2 separate regions of the Mus musculus genome follow, and region 2 is linked to region 1. Evidence: chromatin loops called from intact Hi-C (ENCODE). Cell type or tissue: gastrocnemius. All regions are shown on one strand. Links, peaks and the distances in the headings refer to the core of each region. The heading gives the core; the rest is flanking DNA. Region 1 overlaps Lpin1 (lipin 1). Region 2 overlaps Greb1 (gene regulated by estrogen in breast cancer protein).

Region 1 (16,453 bases), core at 4,942-12,941:
TCGGGGACTGCACTCCGCAGCCCATGGGCTTCGTCATCCGTAAGCTGTGCCTCAGCTACAATACTGAAAAGGGCTACCAAACACACAGCCACCACCACAAGCTACAGCACACACAAAAGGCACACCCAGGCTAAACAAAGTGAGATTTGACCTCCAAAACCTCAGACTTGGGAAAGATCTAACAGACTGCAACAGCCTTGGCTGTCAGGAACCAGCCCGTCTAAAACTGTGACTCCACAGCCCAAAGAGCATGCCCAAAATCTAGAAGGAAGACGACACAGAAGACATGAGCAATTCTAGGCAAGTGGAGAAGGAGGTGAACACTGTGGGGCTGGCAGGGCTGCCTTCCTCATCCAGCTCTGGCTTGCAGCCACTCCCCTGTTCTCATACGCAGGCCAGGAGCTACTCGAGTCCCATCCTCAGCCCTGCCTTGGAGGAGCAGCCACTGGACTGGCTTCTTAGAGACACCTGTTGACAGTCATGACCTGTGCATGTGCCCCGGGGTCTACTCCTGCCTTTCCACAAGTATGCTTTCCCTCTGCAACTTCCCTTGTTTCTGCATCCTGGTGTGTGCCACTCTAGGTGTTGGGAGTGGGAGCAAGAACCTACATTACCATGATTTACAAACTCTTGCCCTGGTGAGGGAGGGAAGTAGGGTCAGGTGCAAGAGAGGGAGATCGGAAACACTGACATGGGAACTCCTGAGCATCAAGACACCATGGCCTCAGGTTTCCCAAGTCAAGCTACGATTCCCCATTAACCTGTCCCTCCCCAAACCCCTTTTCTTAATCATGTTAGCGCTCACCTTTGGCAAAGGTTTCTGGAAAGCCTGCATCGCCAGAAGTAGAGGAGCTGCTGTTGTCCAGTTGTAATACCTAGCGAGACAAGGAAATGGTGTCAGAAGAGGGGGCCATGTCTACTGTCACGTGGGATGTCACAGAACAGGTGGACCCCAGTGATGCCTTTCACCAAGACTTCTGCACTGATCCTGTCTACACAATGCCTCCCTCCCTCCTGTTCACCTCACAGCTATGGTGAGGGTGGAGGATCAGCAGCAGACAAGGTGGTGAGGGTGGACAGACAGACATGCCACTAGCTGGGCAGCAGCCAAGTCCCACTGTGATCCTTGCTCCAAGCCATGACCTACTGACCTCCATGGAAAAGGGACAGGCAACTACTCCATAACCTCCTGAGACAACACATAAAAAAGCCACTTGTCACCTCATCTCAGTGGGGAAAGTCTACCAACAGTCAGTAGAGGTCACTGCACACCACAGACCTCGGATGGCAATAAACTAACATCTCTAAACTTAAGGGCAGCTGTGCCTATGCATAGGACCAGATAGTCAAAGCCCCAGAGTCTGGGCACCACCCCTGACACTGTCAATTTCAACTTCTGGTGCAAGCACATATTAAAATTCCCAAGATGGGGCTGGGGCGACAGCTCAGTAAGTAAGGTGCATGCCCTCAAAGACTCTGACTTCAGATCCCCAGCTCCCACATTAAAAAGCCAAGCCTGGTGACACAGACCTGTAACTCCAGTGCTAGGGAAGTGTGGAAGCAGAGGGATGCCTGGGGATTGCCTGTCATCCAGTCAGGCCAAACCAGCAAGTTCCAGATTCAGTGGGAGACCCCATCTCAAAAATAAGGTAGGAGACTGGGTATGGTGCCAACCACCTTTAATCCCAGCAACTAGAGAGGCAGAGGTAGGCAGATCTCAGGGAGTTTGAAGCCAACATGGTCTACATAGTTCCAGGACAGCTAGGACTACACAGAGAGACCCTGCCTCAAAAAAAAAACAAAAAAAAACAAAAAAAGATAGAGTGCTCAAAGATGACAGATAATGTGTACCTCTGGCCTCCTCATACATACATACATACATACATACATACATACATACATACATATGACACATGCACAGACACACCATATATACACACCACACATATTTACTTACATAAAACACACACACACATACACGTGCACACACCGACAGACACCGACACACACACACACACACACACACACACACACACACTCCCCAAGACTCGCAATAATCTCAACCCAGCAGCTGCATGGGAACATAAAATTTTCCAAATGATAAAGGGCAACAGTTAAGTTTAACAAAGACTTTGTTAAGGCCTGACGGAAGGCCTGACACGGTGCCACTGTCAACAAGAACTCACTTATTGCCAACCTTGACCACGAGGTTGGGGTCATCGATGATAGCAGGGTTGTCGGCAAATTGCTGATATGACACGGCTTGTTCCAAAAATGCATCTGTGGTAGCAACGGTAGGACAGGAGGGGGGAATCACAAAATGTGTTTCTTAAAGAAACAGGCCAATTTTCAGCAGACTCATCCCCATGTTGTTTCCCTGGGAGGTTACAAACAGCACTACAGACAGTCCTACAAATCCTACAAAATACAACAGGAAAGAGGGAGCCCGGCTTGATGTTTTAATTGGGGGGAGGGGGTATTAAGATATCAACAAACATGGGAGTGGAGCCGGCATGTAGAAGCGGAGAATGTTTACCAGGGATGCCAGCTTGAGTCACTTTCGCTGTGGTAACCTGAGACAAGTGACTGAACTCCCAGGCCTCAGAGACCGTGCCCTTAGCATGTGCATCATGGTCCTTTAAGTGAGGGAGGATGGCACTCGGCATCCTGCCCAAAGTGAGGCCTTGGGCAGTGTTGGCAGCTGCACGGCCAATGACTGTCACCTATGCCAAGTGCGGGAGCTCGAGCCCTGTAGGGCCTGCTGCTGACCACGCTCATTCTCGCTCATCCTTGGAGGTGCCAGCCTCCCCAAGCTCAGGGCAGGCCCTCCAGGTGGGAATGCTATGGGAGCAGAAGGCCCAGAGAGCCTCTGAGGGTCTGGCTGAAGACACTGACTTCCTTCACCTTCCCTGCCCAGTGGGGCCATGCCTTGGGCCTATCATGGGGTGCCCAGACCTTTCTTTCCAGTATGGCAGACGGTGTGCGTAAATCACTAAGGCCCTACTAGTAGTGCAGCCTCTGGAACCCAGGAGGGGAACATTTCCAGAATTCCCCAAACTGACTCAACCGCCCTCTCCCTCCTCTAGGACCTGAGATTTCACACACACTCCCAACATTACAGAGCTACTGATGTGACCCCTACGCTGTCCCCCAACAGGATTGCCTTGAACACTCTTCAGGGCTGGCCCTGGACACAGGGGACACCCACTTGTGCTCACGATCATCTCTGAGAATAAACAGCCCCAACAGCCTTCTTGCTGCCTAAAGGCCCTTGCACCCTGACAAAATTCTAACTGTAACCAGACTCGTGTGGGGCCAGAGACCGGTGAACCTTCCTCTTTCTCTCCAGCTCACCCAGGAGCTGGAGAACTGATCCTAGAGTTCTCAGCTCCCGGATCTTCTGACCAGTGGCCACAAGAGGGTGCTGTCCCATACAGCCTAGTACCTTTGGTGATCTCTCTGTGGTCACTGAGGCCACCGCAGAGGGAGATGGCGATGGATGGCAGGTCCCTCAGGCTGTCGGAGGTGCTCTCCACACCACTGTCGATGCCCGAGCCTCCCACAGACTGTGGTGACTGGTTGGCTGACCTGGCTCCGTTGTCACTGGCTTGTTTGGGGAGCCCACCAGGATCCCCACTGAAAGGAGAGAGAAGCTGTCCTGAGCATCCCGCCTTCCTCACTCTGACTATTATACCAAATGACCCTCCAGACAGCTGCACCAAAAAGGAGCAATTGCTACCTACCACCTCAGGGCAGCTTTGCCATCAACACATCGGAATAGACGTCAAAGTAAAGGCTGGCTCAGGAGGGCCTGTCACATTCTCCTGTGATACTCCAAACCTCAGTGAAAGTGTGTGTGTGAGAGGCCACTGTTACCCACCAGAGCACTGGCTCTCCTTATATCCAAAGGGACCCTCTCTCTGTCTCTCTCTGTCTCTCTCTGTCTCTCTCTGTCTCTCTCTCTCTCACTCACTCACTTAGATGGTGGGCCACTGCTCACTGCAACCCAGACTCAGGCTCCTTCATGGAATAGCCTTGAACTCACATTCCTGTAGAGAGGGTACAGGGCAGCCACATGTCCCTACACACACACACACACACACACACACACAGAGAGAGAGAGAGAGAGAGAGAGAGAGAGAGAGAGAGAGAGAGAGTGTCTTAAACTGGCCCTTCTCAGACTACAAAAAATGGTATCATCCATTATGACAGATAGTGATATGATAGCTCAACCCTGCAATGCAAGCCCTCAAGAAGTTGAGGCAGCAGGACCACCACGATTCAAGGATACCCTAGACTTGAATCCAGTCTAAAAATAAAGTAGTCTGAGCAATGAAAAGAACTTTTACTTCTTGGGGAAATACAGGGCTGCCACTTCAGGGTCCATGTCCGTGAGGTCGTCCAGATAAACACCATCAGCTCCAAGGTGTCGGCTCCGTTTATCTGAAAGAGTACATGGAATGGATCAGAAATGTGTTAGCCCAGAAACCAACTCAGGAGCTCCATCTCCAAGAACAGCGTCCGAGCCCAAAGTGCAGTACCATGGCTGCCTCCCCGTCCCCTCCCTTTCCCCGTGCCCCTCCCCGCATGAGCCACACACCGAGATGCCAACAAGTGCACTGCAGAACTCCCTTCTGCACGTCCCAGAGGGAGTGACATCACAGCACTCATCCACAGAGGGCCTGACGGGTTTTAGTCCCTCAACAGTAAAGCTGTCGCTATGATTACCTTAATTGATAGCTGCAGACAACAAAACCTTGCCTGAACACTTCCCTGCTGACACTCTAAGACACAGCATCCCTATGGCTGCATGATGGGTCCTGGGGCACTGTGTTCACAGACTTCCTCTCCACTTCATGCTGGGAACTGTGTGGCTGGCCCATACCAACCCACAGTGCTGCACAGTGCTACCTGGCTAACTGGGGTGAGGCTGTGTCATCACTACTTGGCACCGGTGTAAGCTGGTCAGACATCACTGTCCCTGTCACGGTTGGGAACCACGGATCTCTAACACTGCTAAGCATGTCTGGCCTCACACTAGGACAAGGGGCACTCAATCTCCTCACGAGTCGAGAAAGCACAGGTTGAAGATTAAACACAACAGATGCCGTGGGCCTGGGTCTTCTGTGATATATTTGAAACTTTGCATGAGGCTGGAGTGTCTCTGGTGTGCAGCCTGGAAGTACGTGGGGAGCCCCATGCTCGGCTTCATACCTTTCTTCCTGGAAGGGGAATCTGTCTTGCTCGACGACTGTGCGGTGTTGGGATATGGGGCCTTGAGCTCTTCGGCCACGGGTGAAGGTGGGGCTGCCGCCCCCAAGGACTCGAGATCCTCCTCGTTCACAAACTGCATTTCCGTCTGGGCCTTACTCTGGTGGATGAGCAGTCCCCGGGCCATTGTTGGCGACTGGTCACTAAAAGTATCTGAAGACTCGCTGTGAATGGCCTGAAAATTCATTTTATCAGGAGTCTTCCGGCTCCCTAAGGGGCTGGACTCTTTCATCTTGTGTGGAGAAGAGGACTAAGGAAGGAGAGACAAAAGAGGGAAGGGGGCTTTGAGGAATGCTGAAAGCCCAGGCAAAGAGAAAAGCTAGGAAGTTAAACAACAGGAGGTCAGTTAACAGTCCGTGGCACCCGCCTAGAGAACCCAAGAGCAGGATCTCCGAAGCTTGCAGAGAGAACATCGTGGCCCTGGTAGCTTCTCTTTCTCGTGGCAAATGCTGCCCCAAACACATGGGTCCCAGGTTTTCACCTGCATTGCCAAGGCTGAGCAGCCAGAGAGCACACAAGTGTCTTTGGGAGGGGTGGCATGGCACGGTGGGAGCTGTGGACACTTGGGTCCAAAACTGAATCGAAGACAAGGAGGAGGGACACTGTTGCTGGCTATGACAACTCTGATCCATCTACCTCGTGTGCACCTTCACGGGGCCATCCCTGCTGCAGAGCAGGAGCCCCCGCCCACACGGGAAGTGGGTCTCACGGTAGGACATCCTTCAGAAATGAGAATAAATGCATCCCATCTATGCAGGACAGTGTGGGGAAGGGATCCTGCAAGAGCAATCTCTGTTACCACAGAGCAGGAGGGTGGGCACTCAGCATGGACAGCAGCTAGAACGGGTAAGGCTCTCCCTGCTGCTGGCCACGCGCAGTCTCTCTGGGACCTGGGATCAGGATGCATCGATATGCACCCACTGTGCAAATACAGAGCTGCTTACTTAAAACCTGCATCTCTCTAGACACACCTATCAGATTTCACTAAACTTTCTCCCCAAAAATGGGACTGGAGAAGACATGGTGGTGATCAGTTTGCACCAGAGGGAATTTACCATGCAGACATCTGCAGTTACAAAAAAAGGAAGACAAACGAAAACTGATGCGCACAGGCAGGCCCTCCCTAGCTGATATCCCTGGGCCCCTCACAGACAGAACCAGGCCACGGTAGGTAGATCTGCAGTTAGAGCTGCTTGGCCAGAAGCAGCCAGGTCTGCACTGTCACACTAGCTCTCCAGCAACTGCTGAGGGGGATGTGTTAGGATGGCTGGCTGGACCAGTCCTGAGGCTCACAGACAGAGATTAGAACTCTCCACAGAAGCGCAATACAGCCTGGAAGGGGAAAGAAGCCACCCATAACCAGCCACAAGAGACCCACTCTCTGCATTCACTCATGCACTCATTACATGCACTGAACGGAACTTCAAGGGACCATAATATCCTCTAAGAACCTTGTGATATAGATTTAATGTATATGTAAACGTGTGTGTGTGTGTGTGTGTGTGTGTGTGTGTGTGTGTGTGTGTGTGTGTGTGTGTATACATACGTATTAGATATATCATAGACAGGGTCTTGCTATGTAGAACTTGCAAGACCAGGCCTATCTCTGACTCCCCCTCAAGTGTAGGGATTACAAGAATGCACCACCATATCCAGCCTTTATGATTTATTCTTAAAGGTGGAAATGAAATCATTTAAGATGTCTGTAATGCGCTGAAATATGAGGCACAGTGTCTTGAAACAAAATCCTGTCATCCTGTGTTCTTGGAAGTGTGCCTGATTTATTTATATATATATATAAATGTATATGTAAATATATATGTATGTATATGTGTGTGTATATATATATGTGTGTGTGTATGTATGTATATGTATATGTATATGTATATGTGTATGTATATGTATATGTATATGTATATGTATATGTATATATATATATATTACCAACTGTATATGTGAACTTTACAGGGTGAGAAGATGAGAAACCGAGGCACACCCAAGAAGGAAGAAAGGGAATACTGAGCTGGAGAGATGGTTCGTAAGTTGGGTTCCCAGTACCCACATCTGGTAGCCCAAGCTACCTAATCATAGCACACTACCTGGGACTCCAGCTCCAGGGAATCAATGCTCCTGGTCCCCTTGGGCGCTTGCATTTATATGCAAATGCACACCATGTACATCATTACAAAATATTTTTTAGAGAAGACTTGAGGAAGTGACTTCACACACCATCTCTTTCAGCTTATCTGTCTATTCATATATTTTACTGATAAGGATATGCAGGCTTCCCCATGTCCAAGATCACCTTGCTGTCAAGTGCAGTGGGGAACTCACACCCAAGGCAATGCGCCTCCCAGACCCTCCTGGCCTCTACCACACGGAGGTTTTCTCCATCTCCTCCGGGGTGTACAAAGGTTTAGGATCAAGACCTCACCAACTAGATGTTAGAACTATTCCCCACTGATGAGCTGCAAGCTTCGCACACTGCGGTCCACTGGCTTCTTCTCGTCCTTACACCGCACACACCCCCATCTCAGCCCCAGTGGCTTCTCTCTACAGGAGAGCCTAGCCTTCCTAGATAACAGCATTTCTTCCAAGGGGCTCAGATTGCACCGCTCCATTCCTACGACATGATACCTCTCTAACCACCATGGGCCTTGGGGAAGTAAGGCTGCAAAGAAGCTAGGGTCTGTACACAAGCTGCGTTATCTTCTTTACTGACTTTGCATTTTTATATTTAATATATATTTTATATTATATTTGCGATATACAGTGTAGGTTCTTTTGTTCAAAATACACAGCCACACCCTGCCCAGAGGCACACTTGCTGAGTCAGCACCCCGGGAGTCCATCCCTTTACAAAGCTGGGATGGTAATTCCACACAGATGGAGCTAACTTACACACCCTCGATGCACCGTAACACTGAGATTCAAAGGCTTACCTTTGCAGCCTGTGGCAATTCACCCCACAGCCAGAGCATTTCCAGGTTATTCTTTGGCGTCAACCTGTCTGCAGACTTACTGACCAGCTCAGAGTCACTTTTTGGTGTTGAGGGCCGGGAGCCTGAAGGACTTAAGGAAACACAAAACCATGATTTGAATGGGGGGAAAATCAGAAAACAACAACAACAGCAGCAAAACAACAAAGTAAAAAATAAAAAACCTTTGGTTTTGTCTCAGAGTCAAAGGTTCTAGTAACCCAGAAGATACGTCCCTGGGGCCGTTCCCTCTGACAAGCCTTCCTTTGGCCACTAGAGGTCACTGTTTACCACCTCTAACAAGGTAACAAGGTGGCCAGCCTTGTAGCCAAACTGAAGGACAGTAAAAGGAGCTATAACTTGAGAGGTGAGGGGGATAGAATCAGAAATGGAAATTCTCAATAAACTAAAGAAAGGAGGAGGAGAGAAGGAGGAGGACGGAGAAGAGGAGGAGGACAGGGGAGGACAGAGATGAAGAGGCGAAACAATCAGAGGGGCAAAGAGAGCAAAAGTGGGGAAGGGTTCTTGGGTACAAACTGCTGTCCTTTGTCACACACAGGCTTCTCACCCGTGCTCTCACTTTCCTAGCAAGCACCAGCTCTCCAGCAGGTGCAAAGGGGTCCTGACCAGCTGACACTGTATCCCAGGTTTAGACACTGGCTTTGAGAACAAGGAAAACACCCTGTGTGCCAACTTCACTACACTGGATCACCAGGCAGCTGTCTCCAGGAACCTATCAAACAAAGGCTTTCTGTGTCACCTCACTGTGCTGCTCCTAAGTGACAGTGACGCGCCTCCATTCCACGGCACACATTTTTACTTCTAACATTTGAACCAAGTCTCATGTCTGTTCGGCCAAATTAACGGGCCAAAAGTATCAATGCAGACCCACGATTCTCACAGACACCAAGCTACAAGGCCGGAAGAAATGTCATAGTTCTCTTTCTTTTTATTCTCCCACACCACTTCCCTCAAGAGGAACATAGCAGCCCTTTCACACAAAGCAGGAAATGGCTTCTCTACAGCCCCTATCCGTTCCCCTGGCTGTGCCAAATCTCACTTATCTGAGTCCCATTGCCAACTCAAGATGGCACTTCCTGTTGGTTAAAGAAGAGCCCCGTAGTGCACACAACTCCGTGGCCAAGTGAACTTGTATCTATTTGAGAGATTTTCTACATAGCTAGCCTGGCCTTGTATGGTGCTTCCATAAAGCCAGACCTCAGGCTCTTTGACCCTCGTTTTACAGTGAGGCACAAAGGGCTTCCCCCTTCCCTTGGCACCCGCTGACCACTGATCTTCCCAATGAAAGCACACTACCATAGGGCAACCCTCATGGTCTAGCCTGACTGGGGAGGAGGCTCCTGGTAAATCATATTGTGAGAGCTTCTACGATAGAACCCTACACCATACAGACAAGACACACACACAAAAAGAGCTTCTACAATAGAACCCTACACCATACACACCACACGGGAACTGGAGAGGTAGCTGGGAAGGTGGAACACTAAGGAGAGTTAACAGTTCTTACAGAGGACTGGAATTCCCGGTACCCATACAGGCTGCTCACAGCTGCCTCTAACTCCCACTCTAGGGAACCCAGTGTCCACTTGTAGACGTCACTTACACAAGCACACAGCCACCTACATGAATGCGCACATATGTGCTTTGAAGAGGGGGAGTCAGTACTTATAATTAAATGTAAAATCAATTTTTAAATTTTAAGTCAAATAAAATTGTAACAGTTATGATCCCCAGACAGAAATTAATCAGTGCTTACTTTGATTATAAAGTTTCAAAAGTAGATGAGGAAATGTCCACAAAATTAACAATACCGAGGGGATGTGGGGGAGGCCCTGATAAAAACACAAGCCCATGCCCCAAGACTGGTCCTAAGCCGTTCTTCTAAATTCTGCTCTAGAAATGCCGTGGAGATTGTGGGAACCCATTATACAGAAAGCCTAATAGGCTGTTTAAATATTTATAGTAAGTGGCTATTCTAAAGTGGTGCTCTAAAATTAGCTCAGAGACTTGTCTGTCAATTGCCCCACCACAGAAAACATGGTCTCTCAGTCTCCAGCTCCTTGTCCGGATTTTCAAGGCCACTCACAGAGTCAAGCAGCACCTAGGACAGACCATCTGAGGAATTCTAAGCAAGCCTAATCAGGGCTCATTGCTTAAGAATGCATGCTCACCAGGCGTGGTGGTGCACGCCTTTGATCCCAGCCCTCTCCGGAGGCAGAGGCAGGCGGATTTCTGAGTTCGAGGCCAGCCTGGTCTACAAAGTGAGTTCCAGGACAGCCAGGGCTATACAGAGAAACCCTGTCTCGGGAAAAACAAACAAACAAACAAAAAAACCTCATGCTCCTCTTCCAGAGGTTCTAGGTTAAATTCCCAGTGCACCCACAAGGTAGCTCTCCATCCTTCCCAACTTCAGTTCTGGGGGGACCCACCGCCCTCTTCTGGCCTCCTCAGGCACTGCATGCATGTGGTACACAGACATACATGATGCAGGCACACATTCAAGCATATCAAAGTAAATACATCTTTAAAATAAACATGTCTAATCGCCTACTTACAACTTAAAACGAAAGGAAGTATTTTTTCATAAGTAAGTTGGTTAGTGAGCACAACTGATTTTAAGTGTTAGATCAAAATTTGTTTTATATCCTGCGAGTTAATTTTCATTGCAAGTGATTGGAGTTAGAATTAGATCACAGCTTCTGTAAAAACAGGTCTACCTTTCCGAAGCATGGAAGTGGCAAGACTGCAGAGGACAAGAGCTAGAGAGAACTCCCTCGGCCAGGTGAGGGGGAGTCCTCTGGCAATCTACCAGGCTGCTGGAGGCACCGGACGGACACACAGCAAAAAGAAAGGGGGGGAAAATGTCACAGTCAGTTAAACGAAATGTTCTACCACTGCTTGTGGCTCTCAGCACAACGACTCTAAGAAATGGAAACGTTTGGCTGTCACCCAGCACCAGCAAAAGGCCAGCTACCTTGAAATCCGTAGGAAATCAACGTGACCTTTCTCTTGCGCTCGTCTCCTGCTACCCAGGCTGCCTCAAACCAGCTTTGTAGCTGAGGACGACCTTGAACTGCCCGGTTTTCCACCCTGACAGGGAATGAATCCAGGGCATCATGCGTGCTAAGCAAGCACCCACTAACCTGAGCTACCTCCCTACACCATCAGCATGAACTTCCTGGGATGCAAAGATAGGAAGCTGCCAAGACCCATTTCCCATTTGATCCTTGTGCCTTCAGCCAAGGCAAGACCACACATGTCTGGTTGAACCTCAGCATAGAATCAAACTCCATGATCTACAGACTCAGACATGGGCGCTCTCTCTCTCTCTCTCTCTCTCTCTCTCGTTTCCTATAAAACACATTATTCCAAGTGTGGACGACGTAAGAATCTATGTATCCTTATGTTCAATCCATGTGACAACAGTCACATAATCTGATGCCATCAGTATCCTGGACTCACAAGGAGAACAAGAGAGACAGTGAGTCCCTCCCTGGGCTGTCCTAAACATTCCTTTTACATTCTTCAGATTAATGAAGAATAGGTTTCATCAATCAATTAACAGCGTCTAAAGACGGTGCTCTGTTTTCTTCCTAAGTCAGTATGTCTTCTCTTCTTTGGGATCATCTCCCTGAACCAGGACAAGAACACATGAGGTTCCAGGCATCTTAGAGAGGTGTAGATAGTTGTCTGCTGGGTCCAAAGAATGGATCACTGACCTAAAAGGTTTATTATGAAAACAATATTTAAAATATCTCATTAATGTTTTTAAATGGATTACTCTGTGAAATGTGGGTCGAATAAAATCTTTTAAGTTAATTTGATTTTTTTGCAAAGGTTTTTTTGTACTTGTGTTTGTGTGCATGTGTGCATGCATGTTGCTTTTGTCAGGGCATTTTATTACAACAATAGGAAAAGAAATTAAAACAACATGTCTAATATAAAACTACATACATATACATATTTATATATATACATACATTCACACATGCATATATATATACTTACATATACTTATATGCTTATAAATATATACTTATATACATATATGTACTTATATACACATATATACATAAACATAAGCATTATATATATATATATATACACACATACACACACACACACACATATACACACACACACACACATATACATATATATGGCTAAGTATTTGGTACCTAATGGAAGGTCTGATCTCTAAGCAAGTAGACCCTATCCTCTGGTAGATGAGCATTTCCAGTCAGTCCCAGCTAGGATCAAGCATGATAGCTCAGCCCTAGCTTATGACTTGCGGCTGCCTTATTCTCAAGATGACCCTGAGCAAACTGGAACCAAGACAGGTGTCTGACAAGGATGGCAGCGCATGCCACAGTCCCAGGGTACACTCACTTCCATTCTAAACTACAAGTAAACATACAGCATCCGGTAGGCTAGCCCAAGGACACCATAGCCACCATGTTGCTTAGCTGGCTTGACTATATCCACATCCCCAAACAGCTTGGCAAGTTAACAACCTATCCTCCACCCACCATGACACTTAAAACTATGGTCCTTTAGAGGCCACAAACCATTATCATGCCCAGGATCTGTCTGCCACCCAAGAAGCAACCAGTTTTCTCCCTAGCAGGGGTGAGCCTGTCCCACAAGAAAACAGGGTCTTTGCCCTCCCTAGGTTCTTGGCAGAACTTCGGGAAGGTCACTTGTGCCCAGAGGAGCTGCAGTTCCGTTCTCAGGTTCACATGGAGCTCCGGGACAAGGGGAAAGGCATTCCAGGGAAGCAGGAGCGCCTGAATCCAGCAGTGTGGATTAAACGGAGGGCAGCATCCCTTTGCCAGTCCTCGGTGATGTCAGAGCCCCACAGCAGCAATGTCCCTGCATCTAAACGTCACTTCAAGGCTAAGGACCAAAGCCAGGTTGGCCATGCTGTCCTCTCCTGCTGCCAATGGGCACTAGGTAACTCAGCAGGTATTTTCCCTCCTGCTGGGCCTCTGACCCACAGAACCTCGCAAGATGCCTGCAGATGGAATCTCAATTCAGCGCAGGTCTGAGATTCATTTGCCTTCTACCTTCACTCCTAATTTACACCCCTCATCACACACATTCAAGATTTTCTGATCCTAATTATTTTCAGTTTTAATTTCTATTTCACTATTTCTTTTAGACATATTTTCTATAGCTGACTTCAAAACCCTCTGACACACATAGCAACTTACCTGGGGCTGGGGGACCATTCTCTGTCCGAACTGGGATACGATGCTGACTGGGGGTACGTTGAAATCGAGGGGAAGTTTTCCTTAGGAATATCATCTTGGAATGGTGGTACATCATTAGGAAGAGTTCTAGAGGGAAAAGCCAAATTTTTTTTTTTTTAATTACCAAGGGCAGATTCAAAACACAGCCAATTTCTTCTTGCTTACATCTAAGGACCTCACTAATTAGCATGTCCTCCATCACATACACAGGCGCATGCTATGGTGTGGAGATGAAAATGGAAAAGGTAAAAGTCGGCACATATAAGTGTGCATTTGTGCATCTGTCTTGGGTTGACTGTAAACCTAAAATGACCTTCCCAGGGCATGAGCATAATGACTGTACCAATCAAGTACCACTGCAGCATCCTTACGCATATGTGTGTACCACTGCAGCATCCTCACGCATGTGTGAACCACTGCAGCACCCTTGAGCATGTGTGTACCACTGCAGCATCCTTACGCATATGTGTGTACCACTGCAGCATCCTCACGCATGTGTGAACCACTGCAGCACCCTCGAGCATGTGTGTACCACTGCAGCATCCTCAAATATGTGTGTGTACCACTGCAGCATCCTCACGCATGTGTGTGTACCACTGCAGCATCCTCATGCATGTGTGTACCACTGCAGCATCCTCACGCATGTGTGTGTACCTCTGCAGCATCCTCAAGCATGTGTGTGTACCACTGCAGCACCCTCGAGCATGTGCATGTACCTCTGGTAGCATCAAGTGTGATGTGTGTGTGTGTGTGTGTGTGTGTGTGTGTGTGTGTGTGTGTGTGTGTGTGTAGCCCTGGTAGCATTCTCGTGTGGCTGTGTCACCACAGTATCCTCAAGAGTGTATGTGTGCCACTGTACATCCTCAAGTGTGTGGCGGGCGGGGGAGGGGTGCTGGGGATGGAACCCAAGACTCACAGATGGTAGGCAAGCACTTTACCACTGAGCTACGGCCTCTTATACTTTGAGATAGGGTCTCATTAAGTCACCCAAGCTGGTGATCCTCCTGCCTCAGTCTATCCAGTTCCAGGCTTCCTGATGTGTGCTACCACACCTGGTTTCTACTACAGCATCTTATTGTCACCTTTTACATTTCCCCTCACCAGAGCCTGAGAGGTAGCTCAACAGGAACTGTTTCCAGGTATTCTAGAACATTTCCGTTTACAGGGGGACTGCCACTCAAAAACAAAACAAAACAAAAAGCAAAAAAACAAAAAACCACACACATAAAGCCCACAGAGAACATGTCTCATGTCTGGCCGAAGAAATAAATGGCAGCCATCATTAAACATGACTGCAAAACTTCCTAGCTTCAGATAGGCCACAGACATTACAACACATGGTTCACAAGCCCACTCCTGCAGAGGCCTTCTGTTTACACTTCTGATGCTGCTGGAAGGGCCTGTAGCCAGCTGCTCAACGTGAGAGGCCATTATAACCAGTGCAAGCCCAACAGCCTCTGTACCCACAGAAGATCACAGGCTACAGTTAGGGAAGACAAGGAGGCCAGACAACTTCTAGTATAAACCAGAAGAAAATACAGATCTGGGGACTGGGGGCGCAGCTCCATCGGCTTTTAGCCTAGTATGCTCAGAGCTCTGAGTTCCACCCCAGTGCCACAAAAAAAATGAGTGTGGTGGCTTACATCTGTGACCCCAGCACTTGGGAGGAGTAAAGGCAGGAGGATCAGAAGTTCAAGGTCACCTTCAGTCACAGAAGGTCCCCATCTCAAAAGGAAAACATAATTCACTCTGACCAATGAAGCAGAGAAATAGTCTACTCTTGGTGTTCCTTATCCCTTCTATATGTTAACAAGACATAAAGATTATCAAAAGCACATGAAATCATAAACATCTGAAACAGGGTCAGGCTGGAGAGATGGCTCAGAGGTCCTGAGTTCAATTCCCAGCAACCACATGGTGGCTCACAACCATCTGTAATGGGATCTGATGCCCTCTTCTGGTGTGTCTGCAGACAGCAATAGTGTACTCATATACATAAAATAAACAATTTTTTTAAAAATTAGTTTTCAAAACTGGCTTTTTCCACTGAAATCCATACATACAAACTGAGCTTTGCTATAGTCTTAGAAGCAAAGAGATAGAAGCTCGTCAAACTGGGGGCATGATTCAAATTAAAGTGGAAAGGTTTGCTTAACATGAAGTGAGTGTGGGCTCAAGTCATCGTTAGCACTGTGTTGACCACACAGCCTCCCAACCTACAGGTCTGCCTCAAGGCCACAGGCAGACTTGGGGCTCGGCGAATAACAGCTGGGTTTGGGGCAGCCAGTGAGGGGTAAGGGCTGGGACTCGACGACACAGTGGTGGCTTAGCATACACAATGCCACAGACATGGCCACCAGCACCAGTCAATAAACAAGTTCCTAGGAGACGGTTTCTGTGAAATGCCCGTTTGCTGACTCTTGTTCCTATTTTATTTCAGAAAGCTGGAGTTCCCTGCCACAGAGGCCTGGCCTGACCAACTGCGTCTTAGGCTCAAACACTGGGGGGAGGCTTTGTTCTTCTCTGAGTTGGGCTCATGAACTGATTGCAAAAATTCAGTCTAAGATGCCTAACAGAGGAGCAGTTTAAAAAACAGTTTAAAAAAAAGGAACGGTTTAAAAAAAAAAAAACTTAGGGAAATCATGTTTACAAAGGAACTCATTTAGGACAGAGATGTAGTCCAGTTGGTAGAGTACTTGCCTACCATGCATAAAACCCCATGTTCAAACCCAGCCCATTTAACAGAGCAGGATGGTGTGCGCCTATAATCCCAGTATTTGAGAGCAAGAGGCATGATGACCAGAAGGTCAAGGTGATCCTCAGCTACAAGTTCAGTTCAATTTGCAAGAAGAAGAAGAAGAAATTAATTCATCCTCCTACAACACAAACCCCGTCCTCCCTCACTGTCCATGTGCTCCATCCATGGACCCC
Region 2 (16,453 bases), core at 4,345-12,344, 180 kb after region 1:
AGAGAATTTTATCTTACAACCCTAAGCAAACACTGAAGTTTTAATATCTACAAGCGATAGCAAGAGAGAAAATATACAACACTCCGTATCTGCAGGCGTCTCTGACATCACAGCAGTAAGGACACCCTGGTAGATAAGACTGGAGAAGCAGCATTAGGGAGGTTACGAAATGTCACGGCCCTTTTTGTTTTCCCCACTGGACCACAACCAAGCAGTGGGCACTTTCCACACACCACGGTCATATTCTGCCTTATAGACAGGTCATGGCCAGGACATCTCACCTGACAGCCAAGGAAGGGCTGAGCTGGCCTGAGATGGGAAGCAGCCTTGTCAGAACCCTTCACTTCACTGTGAGAACCAAAGACCCAGACACAAGAGCCTAGTGTAAAATCCAACACTCGCACTTAGAAGCTGCTCAATAGAGTGGCCCACACGGCTCAGCAGCCTGATAACCTGAGTTTGATCCGTACAACCCACATGGTGGACATAGAGTTGTCCCATAAATTGTCCTCTGACTTCTACATGAATACCATGATACATGTGTGTGTACATGTGCACACACACACACACAGTAAATAAATGCAACTTGCAATTTCTAAACAGTGTGTCATGGATGGAAGTTAATGCCAGCAAAAGGCTTCCTCAAGCTGGGTTCCTTCCCTGCCTGACCTCTGAGCACACAGCATTGTTAGTCTCCTGCAGTCACACATGCAAAGTTGCAAAGAGTCCCCCAAGTCCCTCAGTGCCCCGACACTGCACACATGCCAAAGCTGAGAGCGGTTCCTCCCAGTCAGAAACTCCAACAGGCAGACTGGGAGCCACATTAGAACACAGTTCTTCTCATCAATTCCAAGAAGCTAAAACAAAGCAAAGAACTTTCCTCAAAGGCTCAGCTCAAAAGTGAGGGCTTAGACAAGGATCAGTCATGAAAGAGTGTGAAAGAGTTAGTATGTAGAAGTGTCGGACATAGTATGGGTAGCATGGTTAATTACTCATGTCTAGCTAAATCAGAACATTCACTCATTTAAAGGATTAGAATTTTAGGTCATATGTGGTAAATGACAACCAGTACAGAAGTCCATATGTGACATAAGGGAGAAAAAAAAGTGCGGGGCATCACAAAGGCTACTGGGAAATTCTTTACCCTCAAAGCTCAAAGCAAAAGAGACAGCCAAAGGACAGAACAAAACTGCAGAGAAAGTAAAATCCCCCACACTTAGGATTCTCACTGGAACATTGTACTCACGAAACAAAAACAGAACATTGTAAAACAAGAGCATGCAGAAAACAAACCTGAACTCCTCTAAGCCGCCTAAATATTGGAAATTTAAGCTTCAGTGGGAGAACCTAAGAGCAAAGCTGAAGTTAAAGAATAGAAGGATAGAAAAGATAAAAACATCTGAATTATTTAATTATATACTCAGACCATTATAATATTAAGCTACCTTTCTTTAGTAGTTGTCAATGTCCTGTCATATTAGTTTCAAGATAAGAAGAAGAAGGAGAAGAACTAAACCTGGTCACAATAACTCTAAAACACCCATAAAGTCACTGAGAATATTCATATATTTATTTAATCAACTTCCTCCCCACTTCAAGAAAGATGGCAAAGATCTTGGCTGAGAAAGGTCCTGGCAGGCACCAATACTAAAGGAAAGTGTTTTCATGGTTTCTTTTCTTTCCCTTTTTCTTTCTTTCTTTTTTTTTTTTTTCCTTTTGAGGGGGGATGGTTCGACACAGGGTTTCTCTGTGTAGCCCTGGCCATCCTGGAACTCACCCTGTAGACCAAGCTTATCTCTAACTCACAGAGATCCTCCTGCCTCTACCTCCCAAGTATTGGGCTTAAAGGCATGAGCCACCACTGCCTGGCCTCATGTTTTGTTTTAATATCTTTATCCTGTTGACATGCTAGAAGATACTCTTTAAGGTTAGAGGAGAAAGAAAGAAAATTTAAGATTACTCCATGAGCTTCCTGGAAGTTCCAGGAAGAGGAACATGGGCAAGAATAATATACACAAGAAATTACAGAGAACTTACCAGAACTGAAGGACAGGAGAGTCTAGATCAAAGGACCCTATGAGGACCCAGTACAATAAAAGAAGAAGAAAAAAAGATACGAACTGCGGTGTATGGCCACAAGATATTAGTTTGCCAACGAGGAAAAGAGAAGAAAAAATCAAATTCTAGATTTGAAATGACCACAATGGCTCTGATTTCCCAAGAGGGACACCAGACATTTGAAATAATAACATAATGTCTTGGAATTCCAAGAGAAACCTTTCTTCCCAGAACTTCATACCCAATCAAGATCATGATCCAAAGAAATGAGAGAATACGTTTGTGCAAAGTCAAGGTCTTGAGAAGCTACTAGGAAATGAAGGCCACTAGCAAAGGGTTAGGGTTAGGGTTAGGGTTAGGGTTAGGGTTAGGGTTAGGGTTAGGGTTAGGGTTAGGGTTAGGGTTAGGGTTAGGGTTAGGGTTAGGGTTAGTGAACCCAACACATGAGACAGTAAAGGGGCTCACAGGTGCCAGTGACAACATGTGTGAAGTCACGGTAGCAGGGGACACGGGAGCTCCAGGAAGGATGTCCCAAAGTGACTGGATTGTGTGGTGTTTTACACCACACTGCAAGGTTTTTTGAGCTCTATGAAAATATGGGGATGGAGTTTTGGTAGATTCATTAGAATTTGAAGTCTAGCAAAGAACCAGTCAGTACCTGCAGGGGAAAGAGATGGACAAAATGAGAGTGTTAGTTTTCACAGACCATGAGTCCACAAGGCAGACTGACTCGCCTGGTTTCAAAGATGAGGGAAGGGAGGAAGTGCGTGCCTGTCTTGTACATGAGTGAGCCTAGGCATGCATGCTTATCATTGAATGTTGAGTGTGTTCAGATGCACACACACATGTTGATACATATCTATTTGATAGGGTGGTTGGATATGTGTGTGTGTGTTCAGGGCATGTGTAAAGAAAGATATATAATTGCTATAGAATGCTTAAGAAAGCTAAACTCTCATATTTTACAGAAAGAATGAAAAGATGGTCTAGAAACAAATGAAACACTGCAGCACAAGGCATTATTCTAAATAATAATAATTCGGAGCTGAGACTGAAGGAAGGATCATCCAGAGACTGCACCACCCGGGGATCCATCCCATAAACAACCACCAAACCCAGACACTATTGCATATGCCAACAAGATTTTGTTGACAGGACCCTGGTATAGCTGTCTCCTGTGAGACTATGCCAGTGTCTGGCAAATACAGAAGTGGATGCTCACAGTCATCTATAGGATAGAACACAGGGCCCCTAATGAAAGGAGCTAGAGAAAGTACCCAAGGAGCTGAAGGGGTCTGCAACCCTATAGGTGGAACAACAATATGAACTAACCAGTACCCCCAGAGCTTGTATCTCTACCTTCATATGTAGCAGAGAATGGCCTAGTCAGCCATCAATGGGAGAAGAGGTCCTTGATCTTGCAAAGATTATATGTCCCACCATAGGGGAATGCCAGGGCCAGGAAGCAGGAGTGGGTGGGTTGGGGAACAGGGGGAAGAGGGAGGGTATAGGGGATTTTTGGAGAGAAAACTAGGAAAGGGGATAACATTTGAAATGTAAATGAATAAAATATCTAATAAAAATATTATAAAAAGACAGAAAAAGAAAATAAAAAGGTAAATCTCTCCTGAAGAAAGGAAATGGTTGCCCTTGGGCCAGCAAGTTGGTTCAGCAATTAAGTCTTTGTTGCCAAGCCCAATGATCTTAGTTTGGTCCCTGGAATCCAACATGGTGGAAGGAGAGAACGTACTCCCACAATCTATTCTTGGACCTACACATACACAAATACACACACACACACACACACACACACACACACACACACACACACACACACACACTGCACACATGTCCTCTGGGAAACGTATCTCTGACTAGCTGAAACAGCAAACAGAAGCATCTCAGGCACACTTGTGTTCCCAGCTAAACCTATGCATAACCATCCTTGCCAGTACCTTTTCTAGTAGTGACATGGCATTGCCCAGTTTCATGGTAGGCTATGACAACTTCTAGCAACGCAAACCTCAACCTGTGGGCTGTATGCAGCCATAGATAGCTATGAATGTGACCTAGCACAAAGCTGTACACTTACTTTACACATTATGAGAGACTTTTGTCATCTTTTCTGTAACTCAATTCTTTGGCTCTTCAGAACAAACTGTGAGGATGAGAACATCATGTCAAATGACAATGACAAAAGGTAGGATACACCTGATAGGATGCTGGCCTAAAGAACCTAACATGCACACACTTCAAAGCTTGGTGTCCTCTGGGTGGGTTACATCTTTGTCACACTGAGAGTCCAGAAAATCCTGCAAGTATTCAGAGAATGAGGCTCTACCTGTCCTGCTGGGACCTCCAGACAGAGCCCACATAGTCCCCATTGCAGAGTCTGTCCATCACAGCGACAAACCCCAAAAGAACACACAGAAACACAAGCCTTCAGTTTCGCCAGTTTATCTACTCACTTCCATCACTTTTCAGTACATTTTTATCTACTCACTTCCATCACTTTTCAGTACATTTTTTTTTAATTTTTAGATATGCAATACATACTTGTGTGTACCTGAGTAGGGGCTAGCAGTCCTGTTGAGTGTCTTCCTCTGTCAGTCTCCACTTGCTCAACATGAAGCTCAGCAGCTCCACTTGTTTAACAGGCTGTCTGGCTACATGAATCCTCTAGGCTCTGCCTCCCCGGTGCTTGGATTGCAGACAATGCTGTAAGACCCAGCTTTTTCAGTGGGTCCCTGGGATCCAAACCCAGGCCCTTACACTTGCACAGCCAGCACTTTATCAGCTCAGCCATCTCCCCCGGACCATAATTTATGTTTTATAGTATTAATAATAGTTAATGGCACTCTAGTCCATGTGTTAAATTTATAAATCAATAGATATGTCATAGATATACATATGAATGTATACCTACATTTGTTCTTGTTAGGTCCCATGATGCTAGGCTGCTGAAGACCTTAGACACTAACTATTCAGAAAAGGCAGGAGTGAGGGGAGGTAACAGAGAGATCTGGAGGATGGTAACGTTCAGATGCAATCACATCAGATGAGCACAGCTGGGTTGTAACTTAGGTCCTTAGGATGTCCCTAGGACAATCTAAGAAGTCTTCTGGCTGGCTTTTCTCCCCCTAGGAGCACCTGAAGGCCTTACTGCTCTTTACTCTGAACACAGTTGAGGCCTTTGCCTGAGCAACAGGGAACAAGGTATGTGCTCCTTCTTCCAGAGCACACATGGTGCTGCTCAGCCACCATTTCTGTATGGCCCTCCTTCAGCTAAGTCTTCATCCAAAAGTCACCACCCCGACCCCCCATTGAGCAGCCTGCATCTCCACACGGGCCTGGATCTAGTCTCCAAAAGTCACAGAGACTATCTATGGCTACCAGCTCCCCTGAAGAACAGCGGCAGACTACAGCAAAGAAGTTTACTCAAACTCTTCCTGTCCACTGACTTCTGTCCCCATCTCCCTCAGCGCCTGGAATCGTTTCCTATGGAGAAAGGTTCTCTCTCCACCACCCAGGCCACCCCAGGTTCCTAGAGATGGCACAGCTTGCCTCAAGAGTCTCAAAGCCCAAGTTCAGATAGCTGGTGTCCTCAAGATACAGGTGCTTGTGGCCTGGCCTGGCCTGGCCTGGCCTGACCCACCCCGCCCTGCCCTGCTCCTGTGAGAAGCAAAGATCATTCTCCTCCCAGTTTGACACAACAGTCCAATGATTCCACGATCTAAGTCTGGTGCACGGTGGAAACATCTCATTCCCACCTTAAGCTATCCTGCCCCAAAACAACCCTCAGTTAGGTAGGCCACACAGGTAGTCGTGGTGAGCATTGATGGTGTGTTACTTTGGTAACGGGTGGGCAGAGGTCACCTCCCAGAGAAAAGGAAAGGGGAGCAGAAAACTCTCTCTCAGGTTAACCAGGTCTCCTGACACAGCTCCAGCCTTCAGAAAGAGCCTTGTGGAGCCACAAAGGCATAGGGAAGCCTGGTGAGAAACATAAAGAAACAGAGTGCGGAGAACATACAGACTTCACCCTGTGTAAGATCACAGAGGGGCTCAGCTGGCTCAGGAAATGATGAGAAGGCAGCAGTAGTCTTAGCAATGCAGAAAACGCTGAGAAGCATCAAGACTGGCGTGTGTGACATCAGCAAAGCAAGCCTTCCTAGCCCTCCAAGTTCTCACCCAGGCCTGAAATACTCCCTGCATGGGGCCTCATGGGGCCCAGTCCCATATATCCCCACCACTGTCCAATCTCCCCTTTACCTTGAGAAGAAAGGCCAGGCTCCAAGGCCAGGACCTATGCCTGGCTCCCCACCGGCCTCCCTTCCGCATGCCCTGCCTATTTTGAATGCCGACCAAATCATTCCCTAGGCCTCCCTGAGTTCTAACTGTTTCTGGAGACACTTCCCTCAGAATCTCTCTCTGCCCGCCTTCCAGAACCATACATGACAAGAGATAGCTATAGGGCCATAGACTACCCAAAGCCTCCGTATAGACCCCAGACTCTAGCCACCACTAACTCGGACTCTATCTTCCATCTTTGGAACAAATTCCAAGTAGAAGGATCCTCCAGACAACAAAAAAAAAGTAGGGGTTTGAGTCCCAGGAGCCCAAAGTTTGTGAATATGTGCATGTATATGTTTGTGTATGCATACATGCCTGCCTGCTAATGTCCACTCCACAGTGTACAGATGGAGGCCAGAAGACAACCTGCAGGGGTGAGTTATCTCCTTCCACTATGTGGGCCTGGTGGATCAAACTCAGGTTGTCAGCCTCAGCAGCAAGAGCCTCCACACTCTGAGCCATCTTGCTGGCTTGAGAGCAGAGTTTTGAAGAATAGAACGGAACAAAGCAATTCCCTCTGAGGATGACAGGCTCAACCCTCCCAGTCATTCCCAGCAGGCTTGGTGGCTTCAATGCTACAGCAGTAGCAAGTCCTGAGTATATGATATGGCAATAAAGGCACTAAACTGCAGAATTGCATCCCATAAACTCTTTGGCGGCAGGAAACGGGGTGGGGGGAGGGGCGGCAGCATTCGAATGTATATTTCCTGGTCTGTCTTGGAGAACTCATGAACTCCACAGGTGCTATGGAGGAACGGAGGTATGTGCCGGAGGGGCTGGGAAGGTGGCTGGTGACCAAGCTACAAGCCCTCCTCCCCTGAGCCTGCCCAGCCTGCAAAGAATCCACAGATCTACTGCCACCCTTTGCAGACATCTGTTCACAGAAGGTCAGGGCGATTCTTTGGAGACCTTCAAGTGCTCTCGAAAAGAAGGACAAAAAGGGCAGCTTTTCATTCTGGCCGCAGCGAGCAGTGAACGGAATCACAAAGCTGAGAAGATGTCACTGGAAAGCCTGCTCTCCAGGGCCAGCAAAGCAGGCTCCAAAAGTGTCTTAAGTCTCCTTAGCCTGCCCTTTGTAGTAGCGCTGACTGTGGCTTTTGTATCCATTCTGCCTAAAACAAATCATTTACCTCCTTCTTAGATACCACGGCAAAGAGTCCCAAAGACATAATTAAGTGTGCTTCCCTCTGGTTATGGACCCCACCATCAGCAGCACCTTACAAGAGGCTAATAATCTCAACTAATCTGCTTATCCCAGCCAACACTGCCATAAATAAGTAAGAGCCAACACAGACCTCTTCAACCCCAAAGTCAAATCCACCATACCTTCCAGAGAGCTGGTCACTTCAGGCAGCCCCTAAACCAACAAGCTAGGAGCAGGTTGCAAATCCCCATTAAGGGCAGGAAGCACGAAGTGGCTCACCCGCCTCCCTCAGCCGGCACCTTTGATCTGCCTGGGAGAACAGGACACAGGACAGGACAGAGCGGGCTGCTCTCTTCCACCCTGATACATGGCAGGGAGCCCGGGGGTGGGGGTTGGGGGGTGTCGACCTGACACCATTAGCTAAGGAGCCCTGACACTGACTGGTATCAGAGCTGGCATCTGCAGCCACGAAGTGCGGCAAACACTCCCCACAGAAAAGAAAGGGGAAATTGGCAGTTCAGAGCTCCATCTGCCCCACTCCTACTGGGTCAATGTTTTCAGAACTGAAGCGCTTATGGGTCACAGCGCTCTCCAGGCAGGTACATAGCAATCCATTGGTCGAATCACAGGCAGTTCAACTGGTCTTTTTTTTTTTTTTTTTTTAAAAAAAAAAAAAAAAAAAACCAACATAGAAGTTTCTGTCCTTGGGAGTATGAAACCAAGTATGCTAGTGTGGAGAACAAAGGGTGGTGGTCAGAGCTCGGCTATGCAGGGCGGTGTCCCTGTCAGCACTGGCACGAACCAGAAGCAACCAGTGTCCCTCAGAGTCACCGCCTCCTAAACACAGGGTGCATCCTGGCACCTGGAACTCCTTTGAGAATCACAAGGGGCATCACTTTTATTTATTTAGTTAGTTTTGTGGCAGGTGCGTCTATAATGCGAGCACACATGAGAGGGCATTCGTGTGGAGGTCTGGGGACAAACCACACCTGGCTTCTTCATGGGTTCCGGGGATCTGAACTCAGATTGCCAGTCTTACACTATACATGCTTTCACCCACTGAGCATCTCCCTGGCCCTGAGGACATTTGTCAGCTCTTTCATTTGCATCATTTTGGTTTTACTGAATGCAAATCTTTGAGCAAACCCCAGCTGGTATTTAGAGCCCTCTCTGCATTTCTTCTATGAATACAGGGCTCTAAACTGAACCCTAACTGCAAAAGGAAGGAAGGGAAGGGAGAGACAACTCTCCCTGTGGTGGACAACTTTAGCCTTTAGCCTTTGTCTGCCTACAATGATGACTTACTTGGATACATGGTGGGGATTTCAATGCCATTTTCCTTCCTATGTGACAAAATCTAAAAGTTGAATTATTCTCAATATTGCTCAAGTCAACAAAGGCAGTTCCTAGATGTTTCAAAATACCATTCCCCCAAAGTACCAGGTACACACCTGCATACCCCCACTACCCCCAGCTATACCTAAGCAATGATCATAGAAATTGTCAACTGTGGAGCAGCGCCCCCTGGTGGTCCTGCTCGGCAAGATTGGAGAGCTCTGAGGCAGCTTTGTGGGGTCTCTGTCCTCATCATTATCCTTCAAAGGAGTTGGGAAAAAGACCACCACACATAATGCATCTGCAACCTTCTGCCAGAGCACTGTTGGTGCTGCTAAGAAACTTGGAGCTAAGGAAATGTCCAAGCAGGAGGAATATCTCAGGTAACCTACAGCACCCACATACAACGAAAACTGCATGAAGGCACTGCAAATAACCTCTTAACTGTAACATCGAGCAAGAGATTTATTTATGGGCTGAGGCTATGTCTCAGGAGTGGAAGGCCTGCCTAGAAGCCTTAAGTTCAGTCCCCATACAAGGATACAAAGAAAGAAGGAAGAAAGGAAGGAAGGAGGGAGGGAGGAAAGAAGGAAGGAAAGAGAGAGGGACAGAGAAAGGGTGAGAGAGGGAGAAAAGGAGAGACAGAGGGAAGAAAATAAAGACTTAACACTGCTACTGTGAAACTAGATTGATGGCTTAGTGGCTAGGAGCACTTGCTACTCCTGCAGAGGACGCAGGTTCGATTCTCAGTACCAACATAGTAGCGTTCAGCTGCCTGTAACTCCAGTTCCAGGGAAGCCTATGTTCTCCTCTGGCCTCTGTGATCATCACAGGGAAACGGTGCACTGGCATACATATAACATAACAATTCTATAGCTATATACTGCATCCTTTACATTATTATATATGTGTTTAGACATACATTATACTATATTCTCATTACTGTAATGTTTCAATTGTAACACAGAGATAGATGATTAAGCAGCAGTTTGTATACCATGCGCTCCAGGTCCTGAACTGGTTTGTACCCTTAGTCACTAGGTGTTCCACCCTGAGCAACTTAAGCACAATGCACCTCAGTTTCCCAAACCTGAAAACAGAAAGAAAAGAGAGGCGCTGTGTGGATTCAGTAAGTTACTAGGCACAGAGTGCTCGCTCAGCAGGGGTAAAGCCAAGACCACCACCAATAAGCTCTCAGCCTGCGGATATGCAAATATCATAAAGAGACAGACAGAAAACCCACTGCAGCCACCTCTACATAAAGGAGTTCAAGTGTTTGTAGGTGTTTCTCATTTTTGCTCTAATCAATTAACATTTTTAAAGATTTATTTATTTATATGAGTACACTGTAGCTGTCTTCAGACACACACCAGAAGAGGGCATCGAAACCCCTTACAGATGGTTGTGAGCCACCATGTGGTTACAGGGAATTGAACTCAGGATCTCTGGAAGAGCGCTCTTAACCTCTGAACCATCTCTCCAGCCCCCCAGTTAACTTTTGAAGTAGGTTTACATTAGCCTACAAATGTAAAGACTTTAGCAAAGCAGGGCTTGCTTTTCCCTCCCTATCAAGATAGACTTGTGACCAGCATATCGAGAGGGGAGGCATGGGAGGTGACAGCAAGGCAGAGAGAGCCCCCCCTCACCCTGCCACCACTGTTCAGCAATGTGAGGGTGTGGCGAGAATTGTACTCCTGATTTAAATCTCAGCCCCTCCCTTCTTCATCTCAAATGCTGTGCTGTCCTGGAAAAGCCCCTTCCACGTACACAGAACACTGAGGTCATGGGCACAGCCATCACGCCAACTGCTACCACATCAGCTTTTATTTTTCACTCCCAACCACAAAGACTAGCAGTAATGACCTTCAAGAGGCACCACAGTCTCTGCTTATTCAACAGAATGCTCCAGAAACCAATGATAACCACCATCAACAAGTAAACATGCCTTGAGCTTGGCTAAACATGTCCCTGAGCAATTTTCAGACCACTTTAGGACACGAAGCGCCACAGGAACACTCAGGGAGATGCGGCCACCCAGCACCTGTCAGATGCTTTCTGGAGATGGAAGCTGCACTCCCCTGCCTTGCTGGGTGCTCACCTCTGCTCTGCTATAAAGCCCTTACTCTCTATTCAGAATATGAACTCCTACTCATTCTTCAATACCCAGCTCAAGTACCACTTCCAAGGTATGGTGGATCTGCTTCCAGTACAGAACAGAATCCCCTCCCCTGCCTTCTTCCTTCACAGCCCTACTATTCCTGGTATAGGCTCATGATCTGCTCTCTCAGAACACTCATTCTGTGTGCTTGGCTGTCTCCCCTAACATGGGAGAATCCGCAAGAGAACATAGGTGTGTCTATCCCATGCCAAACAAAGTGCCTGGGAATAAAAGAGATCTGTGCAAGTGCTTGGCTCCTAAGCTCCAGCCTCACACGACAGAGTATTTAGAAGAGCATATTTGCAGTGGGTGCCTTCCACTGGGAAAGAAGAAGGAGAAGGGGACGGGGAAAGGAGAAGCAATGAGCTCAAAGCAACAATGAAAACAACAACCACAAAGCAGGAACACTTCAAATGCCCATATTTAGGAAAAATATTATAAGCCTAACAAAATTATTGTGCATAGTCAGAAAGTTAAGAAAACAAACTAACTAGTGTCCACAGAGCTGGTGTAAACTAGGGGATACTTATGGAAAGTCAAGGCCCTGGTTTCTCCATCTAGCAAGAGTATGCTCAGACCCTTCCCTTGAATTAGTGAATTCCAGAATCCTGGGGCTCAAAGTGGCAAAGAAATCATTCAATCCATTTGAATCAATAAGCAAATTATTTACCTTTCATTTATATAGAACTCAATCAACTGTCATCCTGTGGGCTAGGTGCCAGGATCAAAGAGCAGAGAGAGCTGTCCTTCCTTCTAGAAACGTAGCCAACTGAAAGACATTAACAAACAGAAACAGAGACTTAAACATCTGGTCTGACAATGAATCTCCACCTTCGCACCCACCATAAGTGACCCTTCCTGAAATCATTCAAAAGCTATCTAGTTTTAGGACCCATGGGGTAGCTCAGGGAATAAGGCTGATTGCTGCCAGGCCTGATGCTCTGAATTCAATCCCCAGTGACCCGCCTGGTAGGAGAGAACCAATTCCTACAAGTTGTCTGCTGACTTTCATATGGCTGCTCTGGCCTGTGTGCACACCCCTCCAACACACACAGAGACACAGACACAGACACAGACACAGACACACACACACACACACACACACACACACACACACACACACACGCGCGCGCTAATAAATTACAATAAAACAAATTCTTTTTGAGACACAGTCTCACTCGGTAGCCCGGACTGGAACTCATGATGTAGATCTTACAAAGGCATGGGCCACTTCCTTTTCTCCTTCTTTCCCAGTGAAAGGCATGCATTGCAAATAAGCTCTTCCAAAAACTCTTTGTCCTGTGAGGCTGGAGCTCAGGGGCCAAGCATTTGCATAGATCTATTTTATTCCCAGGCACTTTGATTGGCATGGGATGGACACATGTACATTCTCCTGCAGATTCATCCATGTTAGGGGAGACAGCCAAGCACACAGACTAAATGCTTTGAGAGCAGAACATGTAGTCACTATGTCGATCTCACAAAGGCATGAATATGTGCCTGTTCAAAATAAATAGATGAGTGGGTGGGTGGATGGGTGGATGGGTGGGTGGATAGATGATAGATAGATGAGATAGATAGATAGATAGATAGATAGATAGATAGATAGATAGATAGATAGATAGATAGATAGATAGAGAGATAGAGAGATAGAGAGATAGACAGACTGATAGATTCAAGATGACCCAATCTGTTTGTTTGTTTGTTTGTTTGTTTGTTTGTTTTTAAGCTTTTAAATGGGCAATACGAAGCAAGTGAATCTACACAGCACCTAGCTGGGCTGAGCTACCTAGAAACACACAAACCATACATGCACTGACACACTTCAAGACCCACCAACTACTCCAGCGAGTATATAGATATAAAATCTGCCCTGCACATGGGGTATTAGAACTTTCCACAGATTTCTACAGCTCCTTTCTTCCTCTAAACCACAGAAACACAGGCTACTTCCAGTGGCTACCTGCACCTGTATGACTTCATCAAATTTACCTATGCCCTTCAAGGTAGCAGTTTGTATTCACTGTGGGGTTTGTGGGTTGTTTTGTTTTGTTTGTTTGTTTGTTTGTTTGTTTGTTTTGTTAACCATTTTCACATGTGTAAGACACACTACCCTTTTTATCAGTATTTTATCAGTATTTTATCAGTATTTTATCAGTATTTTATCTCTTTTCAAAATGTGCCGCTAATGACTTGTATCCTTAAGCGTAGGTTGTTATCACAGTCTCCCGTGACGCAATGATTTTTAAGAACACCTACGTCATAGCCTAAACAACTATATCTGTATCCCCCCCCCCCACTTGGAGTAAGAAATCATATCTGTATTCTTGCAATGAGATACAGGTAGAATGCTTGTCTGGCATGCACAGAGTTTAGGTTCAAGCCCCAGCACGGCAGAAGTCAAGTATAGTTATACGCCCATGATCCCAGCACCCAAGAGGCAGGAGGGTGAGGAGTTCAAAGTCATCTTTGATGCTATGTAGCAAGTTCAAGGCCAGTCTGACAGATATGAGGTACTAGAAAAAAACAAAAACAAAAAAACAAAAAACAACAACAAAAAAAACAAACTTAAAAGTTTCTGATTTTATGCATCTATGTGAAGAACAAATGGAAGGCCAGGATGACAAAATGCTGGTGTTGGCTATAACAACAAAAGCAACAATAACAAAAACAAACAAACAATCAAACAAGGACTCCACATAAACTCCACCCACACATTCCTACCCTAACTCGGAGCTTTCCCCACCTGCCTGGCTCTCTGCAATGACTCTCTTCTGGAAGCAGGACCCATACTTGAGGTTTGGTTCTACAAAAGAAAGCCCTTCTCACTTGGTCTCTTTCCTCCGTCAAATACAAAATAAAAGTTCAGACCTCACAGTGAAATGTCTATCCCTGGCATAGGTTACAGGAAAATAGTCTCCAGGGAAGCTTTGGGACATCTGTGCCTGGGTTCCAGGCCCATCCTTCTCACCCACTGTTACCTTGTGACCCGTGGCAGATCCCATGCCTCTGCCCTCCGACCTCCTTGGAAGTACATGAAGATAATGATGCTTTATGGGAGCTCTGTGGGGATTAAGTAGAATGACGCACTTAGCAGTGGTTGCTGGCAGTATTTGTCCTTTTCTTAAAGGTTAATTTCTTTTAGGTGTACGAGTAGTTTGCCTGCATGTATGTGTGTGTACCACGTGTGTGTACCTGGTGCCCATTCTGGCCAGGAGAGAGGATTGAATCCCCTGGCACTGGAGCTACAGATGGCTGTGAGCCATCACGTGGGTGATGGGAATCAAACTTGCATGTTCTGCAAGAGAAGCCATTGCTTTGAACCACTGAGCCATCTCTCCAGTCCCTGGCATTATTTAAAATGAAGATTATAAATCCCTCTGTCAGTCATAAACATACTTCCTCATCTGTCTTGTGCTGTTTGCCTACGTTCAACCCCCACCTCCTGTCTTTTGAACCTAGAACTTAAAAACTGGGTCTTTGGGAGGCGAAGAAACCTTTGAACTGTGGGGACTCACTCTGGGTCCATATCAGCCAGTCTCTCTCAAGGTCTTTTCCTTCCACTAGTGTCGTTGCTCACTCACTCTCCCTCAGGCAAACATTTAGGGGTATCTGATATATAATGGGGATGAGTGGCCACTCCCCAGAGCCTTCATTTTCTCAGCAAAATGAGGTCTAAAATACGCCTAGAAGACCGTTGAGCTGAAGAGTTTTAAAAGATAGTGACATCCTACCAAATCTTTGATGAACCGTGTCATGTCCTAGACGCCCTGCAAAGGCAATCCACACAGAAACACATAAGCCACACCCCTGTCCCACCAGCTCTCCAGCATCAGTAACATGACAGCCTTGGTACCCACTAATGCCGGTAAGGATGGACCCAGCTCACTGCTTGGAAGATGCACATCTCCCTCCTCCTACAGAGCCAGACAGGCTCGGGCATGTATCCCTAGCTGTGAAACAATGAGTCTGATTACGAACTTACACTGAAGAGGCTCTGGCTGCCTAGGTGACTCTGCACTGCCAGCTGCCACAATTAGAAACATTCCAGGCAGTTCTAGGTCAGGATGACCCAGCTGCTACAGTTTTGTTGTTGTGTTGTTTTGAGGTTTTTTTCCCCCCACTGATACAGTTTGCGGTGGATCTTCCAACAACAGCTTAAGGAGAGATAAGAATTCAGTGGCTTTTGCTCAAAGCAACAATGTTATGAACTCTGCCCTTGAGACACAGGCAGGTCCCAGTCAAGGAAACCATGAACACTTTTATGTCTCTGGCTACAACTGACCATGAGTATAATTTTCAGAGACCTCCCAGTCCCCACTGAGCGCACCACAATTTCTCAGTAACAGAATTCCTTGCAAGAGATCCTACCCATCCCCCAACATAGAGCACACATAAATAACATGAGGGTCTCTGAGGAGATTCTCCAGTAAGGGAGCGAGGAAAACAAAAACAAGAAAGCAATGAATGATCCTGAATATCAGATCCCTGCCAAAACTTTGCAGGGGAAAAAAATTAACGTTTTCCACATTATTCTTGCTAGCATTAACTCATTACTATGGTTGGCTTCTACACGTCTAAGGTGAGCTATTCAAATAGTGAGATCCGTGAACGGTAGCAGGGAAGAGCATGCGCTCAGGTGAGAAGCTGCAGCCCTCACATCTTTAGCACATTCTATAATTGTCAGTTGTTTGTCTGAGACGCATCTTAGTAGCTCAGGCTAGCCTCAGACTCACCATATGGCAAAAGCTGACCTCAAACTCCTGATCCTCCCCCTCCAAGTACCACCATGCTCTCTTGTTCATTAATATATAGGGGAAAAGCTGGAAGGAAGTACACTAAAATGTGAACAAGGTATGTTAGCGAAGCAAAATTATAGGCACTTTTAGTTCTTCTTCCTAATTTGTATCCTCTGTCGTTACTTGGTTTTGCTTATGCAAATGACCACAAGCAATTTTTAAAACATGTTTTCTGTGTCTGAGTGTTTTGCATATATATATATATATATATATATATATATATATTCCATCATCCCAAGTAATCAAGAACCTGAACTTTATCCTAATATTTTTAAGACAGGATCTTCCTATGTAGCCTTGGCTGTCCTAGAACTCATTCTGTAGACCAGGCTGGCCTTGAACCCACAGAGCTCCACCTGCCTCTGCCTCCCCAGTGCGGGGCTAAAAGCCATGCGCCACAGCGCCCAGCCTGGATTTTATGTCTTATTTGTCCCTTGTTTTCCTTCTTGTGTGTTACATGGTTTTCAATGTAACTTATTTCATTCTCAGCTTAGACTTCATTTAACATGGACTTAACCTGATTTTTTTTTCTGGTTTGCAAAGGTCAATTTTAATACATGTAGGAATACCTGAGGTGTCTTGTTAAAATTCTGTTTCAGTAGATCTAGG

The links. Peaks named below come from ENCODE experiments on the same cell type or tissue, not always from the same donor. Only the 100,000 strongest peaks of a DNase experiment are listed, where the experiment ranks them.
Region 2: a loop joins it to region 1, with 15 times the contacts of the local background. A loop is called at or near these places in 16 of 42 quality-filtered maps.

Annotation. Positions count from the first base shown.
Region 1 is chr12:16,560,177-16,576,629 of GRCm38, forward strand. Lpin1 (lipin 1) reads right to left here. Exons shown (of 21, transcript NM_015763.4): 5 at 13,484-13,609; 6 at 10,988-11,086; 7 at 8,214-8,343; 8 at 5,215-5,521; 9 at 4,350-4,443; 10 at 3,446-3,636; 11 at 2,187-2,280; 12 at 806-875. Among named protein-coding and RNA genes, the nearest start is that of Lpin1, 21 kb to the right of the region's middle. In gastrocnemius, for the core only: a CTCF peak has its summit at 10,735 (motif pointing left); DNase peaks (open chromatin) are centred at 8,530 and 10,704; H3K27ac peaks cover 2,307 bases.
Region 2 is chr12:16,745,426-16,761,878 of GRCm38, forward strand. Greb1 (gene regulated by estrogen in breast cancer protein) reads right to left here. Exons shown (of 35, transcript NM_015764.4): 2 at 14,027-14,108; 3 at 11,716-11,814. Among named protein-coding and RNA genes, the nearest start is that of Greb1, 47 kb to the right of the region's middle. In gastrocnemius, for the core only: a CTCF peak has its summit at 9,087 (motif pointing left); DNase peaks (open chromatin) are centred at 7,921 and 9,077.